Linked DNA regions of Homo sapiens: region 2 is linked to region 1. A link is an interaction called in ENCODE POLR2A ChIA-PET data of the cell type or tissue named here. Cell type or tissue: Caco-2. All regions are shown on one strand. Each heading gives the region's core, and the rest is flanking DNA. Links, peaks and the distances in the headings are about the cores only.

What was found. Peaks named below come from ENCODE experiments on the same cell type or tissue, not always from the same donor. Only the 100,000 strongest peaks of a DNase experiment are listed, where the experiment ranks them.
Region 2: POLR2A ChIA-PET joins it to region 1 with 12 read pairs; 2 of 35 experiments call an interaction of 5 or more read pairs at or near these places.

The regions. Positions count from the first base shown.
Region 1 is chr15:78,399,887-78,402,797 of GRCh38, forward strand. No RefSeq gene overlaps it. Among named protein-coding and RNA genes, the nearest start is that of IREB2, 37 kb to the right of the region's middle. In Caco-2, for the core only: no CTCF peak of the experiment used is centred there; no DNase peak of the experiment used is centred there.
Region 2 is chr15:78,539,022-78,541,932 of GRCh38, forward strand. PSMA4 (proteasome 20S subunit alpha 4) reads left to right here and starts at 1,423. Exons shown (of 9, transcript NM_002789.6): 1 at 1,423-1,518; 2 at 2,884-2,909. The coding sequence starts at 2,907. RefSeq lists enhancers at 1,461-1,570, 1,679-2,571 and a silencer at 1,651-1,920. In Caco-2, for the core only: no CTCF peak of the experiment used is centred there; a DNase peak (open chromatin) is centred at 1,370; H3K4me3 peaks cover 1,893 bases.

The sequences.
Region 1 (2,911 bases), core at 175-2,674:
CATAAAACCCCTTGCTGGAAGGCCAGATCCAGGTCCCTCTGCTTCCATGCATGCCTGCCTGCCTGCCTCCCACTGCCACTCCCCTGCTGCTCCACATGCTAGCCTGGGTGCATTCAGGGGCCCACTGTCTTGTTTTCTGATGCCAGTGCTAGAAAAGTTCTGCTCTTTCTAAAGGAACATGGTACTTTCAAGGCCTTTGAGAACCATGCCGTATGTCATTCATGGTCACTGAATCACAGACAGGATTCCAAATGGGCCTGAGAGATCAGAGTCTTGTCTGCACGCAGTGGCTCATGCCTATAATCTCAAGCACTTTGGGAGGCTGAAGCAGGAGGATCACTGGAGGCCAGGAGTTCAAGACCCACAACACAGCGAGACCCCATCTGTACAAATAATAATAATAATAATTTTTAAAAAAGAGTTCGGCCTCAGGATATAAGTCCCAGCTCTTCTGTTTATTAGCCATGTGATCCTGGGTGAGTTTCTTAACCTCCCTGCAACTCAGTTTTCTCATTTGCAATGTGGGGATAATAACAGTCCCTAATTTTCAGGATTACTGGAAATACTGAATAAAAAACTAAATAAATACTAATTTATTAAACACTTAGTGCCTGCATTTAGTTGACACTCCAGATTGATAGCTATTACTAAACCATATTTGAGGCTGGGCGTGGTGGCTCATGCCTGTAATCCTAGCACCTTGGGAGGCTGAGGCAGGCAGATCACCTGAGGTCAGGAGTTTGAGACCAGCCTGGCCAACATGGAGAAACCCCATCTTTACTAAAAATACAAAAATTAGCCAGGTATGGTGGCATGTGCCTGTAGTCCCAGCTACTCAGAAGGCTGAGGCAGGAGAATCACTTGAACCCAGGAGGTGGAGGTTGCAGTGAGCCAAGATCCCGCCACTGCACTCCAGCCTGGGTGACAGAGTGAGACTCCATCTCAAAAAAAAAAAAAAAAAAAAACCATATTTGAAAGATTCTAAGATACAGCCATTGTGAGACACAGCCCTGATTTCAGAGATGTTAAAATGGTATAATTCACCCAATAGCAAAAGGGTTCCAAAGCCAAAGATGTTAGGGAGACACCTTTTCTGCAAGATGTTTCAGAGCTTTTAAATGCTGCGTTTCAATGTGAGCTCATGGTAGTTACCGCATTCGGTAAGAACTCAGACTGAGTAGACAACGGAACCCCTTTTCTATGAAATAGCTTGGGAGTTCTGTGACATTGGCTTGGGGAGTGCTAATCTAGTCCAATGCTCTAATTTCATAGATGGGGAAACTGAGGCCAGAGAGAGGAGGAGACTTCCTGAAGTTACTTAGGTGGTTAAGTGGTGAAGACTAGGCTACTGAAGAGCCAAACTGGAGCTCCCTCCACTAAACCGCCTTTCCTCCCAACTAACCTGTTACCTACGACACTTGATAGTTTCCTTCTTTTTTTTTTTTTTTTTTTTTTTTTGAGACAGAATTTAGCTCTTGTTGCCCAGGCTGGAGTGCAATGATGTGATCTCAGCTCACCGCAACCTCCGCCTCCCAGGTTCAAGTGATTCTCCTGCCTTAGCCTCCCGAGTAGCTGGGATTACAGGCAAGCACCACCATGCCCAGATAATTTTGTATTTTTAGTAGAGACAGGGTTTCTCCATGTTGGTCAGGCTGGTCTCGAACTCCCGACCTCAGGTGATCCGCCCGCCTCAGCCTCCCAAAGTGCTGGGATTACAGGCGTGAGCCACCGCGCCTGGCCTGACATTTGGTAGTTTCCAAAGACCTTCCTGCTGTGTGCTGTTCCTCACACTAACCCCTGCAGATCCCAGGGGAAGGGATTGTCCCCACTGTACAGATGCAGTTGCCAGCCCACTGAGCAATGGGTTACAAGTGGGACCCAGGTCTGATTCCTGGGCTTACTGCTGTGTTTTTGTAACACCCTAAAGACTGTGACTTGGAGGGGAGGAGGTGCATGACTGGGAGCCAGCAGGTGAGCCAGAAGGGCCCAAAAGACCTGGGTCAAGAGGTGGTCCCAGTACAGAAAAGGACTAAAACCGGCAGAGCTCACCTCCTGAAGCAGTCTTGCTAGGTCAACCCCAGCTTCTTCCATGATGGGCAGAGATGCAGACCACCACGATCTACCCTACCAATACTTGATCATGCATCGGGATAGGGGCAAGGCTCTCATTTCACACCTGCCCACATGCAGAGCCTCATGGACGGGAGGGCAGACCTCCAGATTCAATGTTATTGCACCACTGAGGAACATCTACGGGGACCTGCTGTGCAAACTTCAGACCACATTGATGAAATCCACTGGGAAGTCCTTTCATCACAGCAGTTAATTTGATGACTGCTTTGTTTTAAGAGCAGTTTTTGTTTCACTGGCTAAAGTGACTTACTATGAGGGGTTGTTAAGCAATTCATCAACTTTTAAATCTCGATATGTTTGTGGTCAAACATGACTGTTCTCACAGACCGAGCGACGCTCAGCCTTTTCCCCTCTGAGACGCACATGATGGACGATGTTTGTTCACATGCTTGACCCACCCCCAGTAAGAATAGACTCATTTGGATTCACACAAATTTCTTAAAATGGCAATATCAAGTGTTGGTAAGAGTGTAGAAAAGGCTAACTTTTATGCCTTGTTGGTGGGAGTGTAAACGGATATAGACCCAGTAGAGAACAACTTGGCAGCATCTCACAAAATGGAACATTTAATTTCAATTACATTCTCTATAAGCCTGCAATTCCATATACCCAAGAGAAGTTCAGTGTGCGCACAAGCAAACACATCCAAGGATGTTCACTGCAGATGTTGGTAGGTATGCAAAACTGGAAACAACTCAGATGTCTGCCAATAAGAGAATGGCAAGGTAAAATATGGCATAATTATACAATGGAATATTTCACAGCAATTAAAAGGAAT
Region 2 (2,911 bases), core at 313-2,812, 140 kb after region 1:
CACCACCTGCGTGTGGCTCTTTGCCATCTTGCCTTGGCTCACTTCCCTGTGTGCTTGGAAAGTAGAGACGATAGGCGAGACCTCAAAATGTAACTTACTTCCAAGCTATCTCCTTTTCAAAGCCCAGATCCCCCAATAATTTTGCAACCAACATGAAGAGGAGTTTCTGCCCAGTGGGCTGCTTTTTGGGAGAGACTGTGAGCAGATGACTTCATATTAACCCAGATCTAGTCAACCTTCTAGCCTGAAAAAACCTAAAATGCATAGTAGATAGTTTACATACGGACCGAGGCTGAATGAGCAAAAAGGTGGAGAGATGGATAATGAACACAGAAACAAGTATGACAATTTCAGTAAAGAAGATAAAATGGTGCGAGTATATGCTGACGGTAGGGTATTGCTTTAACTGTGCTGGTCAGGGAAATCCTTTCTGACTGGTGAAAAGCAGAGAAAGAGACCAAGGTGAAAATTCCCCCAAAAGTGTGAACCTGATCATAATTTTTTTTAATTTAATTTTTAGAGCCAGTGTCTTTCTCTGTCACCCAGGCTGGAGTGCAGTGGTGCGATCATAGCTCACTGCAGCCTCCAAACTCCTAGCCTCAAGCCATCCTCCTGCCTCAGCCTCCCAAAGCGGTGTAATTACAAGCATGAGTCACCATGCTCGACCCTCATCATAATTTTTTTTTTTTTGAGATGGAGTCTCAGGCTGGAGTGAAGTGGCGCACTCTCGGCTCACTGCAACCTCCGCCTCCCGAGTTCAAGCGATTCTCGTGCCTCAGCCTCCCAAGTAGCTGGGATTACAGGCGTGCACCACACACCCGGCTAATTTTTGTTAATTTTAGTAGAGACGGTTTCACCATGTTGGCCAAGCTGGTCTCGAACTCCCGACCTCAGGTGATCCACCCGCCTCGACCTCCCAAGGTGCTGGGATTACAGGCATGAGCCACCCGGCCTTCCTCATCATAATGTGTATGTCCAAAATGTATGCATCAGCAGTAAAAGTGAAAGCCAGAATGAAAAAGGAAGGTGATGAGAGGGGTAAAGTCTCATGTGGTTGGAACCATTTTGGGAAACAGGACAGGAATGATAGCAATTAAGAAGCCGGTCCACACTATTTGCTATCCTAGGTCTGAATAGTGAAGAGAAAATGAAAGGAGAGCGCCAAGGGTAAGAGAAAGAAATTAGCTATTCCACCTCCTGGTTGGCTACTGTCTTCCTGCCCTCTTCCCCATGGCACAGCAACTCCTCCACCTGCTGAGGACCCTAGCCTAAGCTGCAGCGCCCCAGAGCCTCAGCACCCCCGCGACCCAGCTCCCACGAGGGGCACGGGTTCTAGCTCCGCCCCGCAAGAAGGACTTCCGCGTCCTCGGCCGTCCCGCTCCCCCCGCCCCAACCCAGCGGTTCTGCGCATGCGCGGGGGCCATATTAGCAGCGGTTATTCGGTGAGCGGTGGTGGTTTATTCTTCCGTGGAGTTAAGGGCTCCGTGGACATCTCAGGTCTTCAGGGTCTTCCATCTGGTGAGCCTTTGGCCCCTTGGGGCCCGCGGAAGCTTGGCCGCTTTCCCATTGGGCGGGGGTCGTGAACGTCAAGACAGTCGGTCCCGGCCTGCAGTTGCCGCCGAGGAGCCGTGGGCACGATGACTCTGCACCGCCTCCTCTGTGACGGACCGACCGCCGGGAATGGCCCCCGCCGGCCGCCGTCGGGGGCTTCCCAGTGCCAAGCCTGGACGCCGGGGCCCGCGAGGGGGCGGGCTGAGGGTGGGGGTCTGTGGGCAGGACCGAGAGTTGGGGTGGCTTCCGTCCTCAGGAGTTCGGTACGTGAAAGTTAGCTCTCCCGGAGGTGCCGGTGAACTCAAAATAGTGCTGTGCCCGGCGTCAGGCGTGGAGACAACAGAAAGTTGTGCTTAAAGCTCGAATCAGAAATCCCCGGCGAGTGTCTCTGTGTCCTCCCTGCTTCTCTGCTCTGTGCCATCCTTACTTTGCACCATTCCTATTGCAATTACCTCAACCAGTTCGCTGCCCTCGGTCTCTCACCAGCCAGAGTGATCATTTAAAATGCCAATCAGTTCCTGTGGGCCTTGGGAATCATTCAGAGGAGCCCCATTGGCTGAGAGATAAAATTCTGTTTTTACCTGGGCACGCGGGCTCTCCAGGATTTGATTCCAGCTTACCTTTCCAGTCTTGATTCCCTATATTCCAGTATTTGGAAATGTGGGCCTTGGACTGAGGCTTTACCAAATAACGCTGAACACCTAGTATTGCCTTTTGCACGAATGGTACTGATGGTGCCCAAGATAACTGCCTCCACCCCCAAGTTCAGGACCCAGATCACTCTCTGGAGAAGGCCTCAGCCTCTTGCCTTGGCTTTCAAGGCTCTGCGTGATTTGGATACTCGCTTAGCTCTTATTTATATATATTTTAAAAGCATCAGCAGTTTATCTCATGCCCACTAAACTATCCTGCCTCCGTACCCTTTGTTCATACTTTCTGCTCTGTGTGGAATGCCCTTCTTTCTTCCCCTGTTCTTTCTCTTAGACCCAAGGGTTCTCAGCCTTATTTCTGCCTCTCCCATCTCTGATTTACTTTCATTTTCTGTATCGATTTCTCAAAAAATACTTTCTTGATTCTTTCATCATCCCTTTTCCCACCCTACCCCCGGTTCCTCTTTCCACATTATAATCTATGACTGCCTCTCTCACCTAACTGCCAGTATTAGCTTTTCAGGACAGGAACTGGTTTTACACATTTTGGTATTCCAGCATCTAGCATAATGCCTGACACTTAGCTGAATAAAGGGAGTAAATAAAACAGATTTGTAAAGTCAGCAAATGCTTTTTAATTTGTGAATCTTATTTTAATGATGATCTGATTTTCTTTTTACAGGAACTATATAAAGTTCAGAAAACATGGT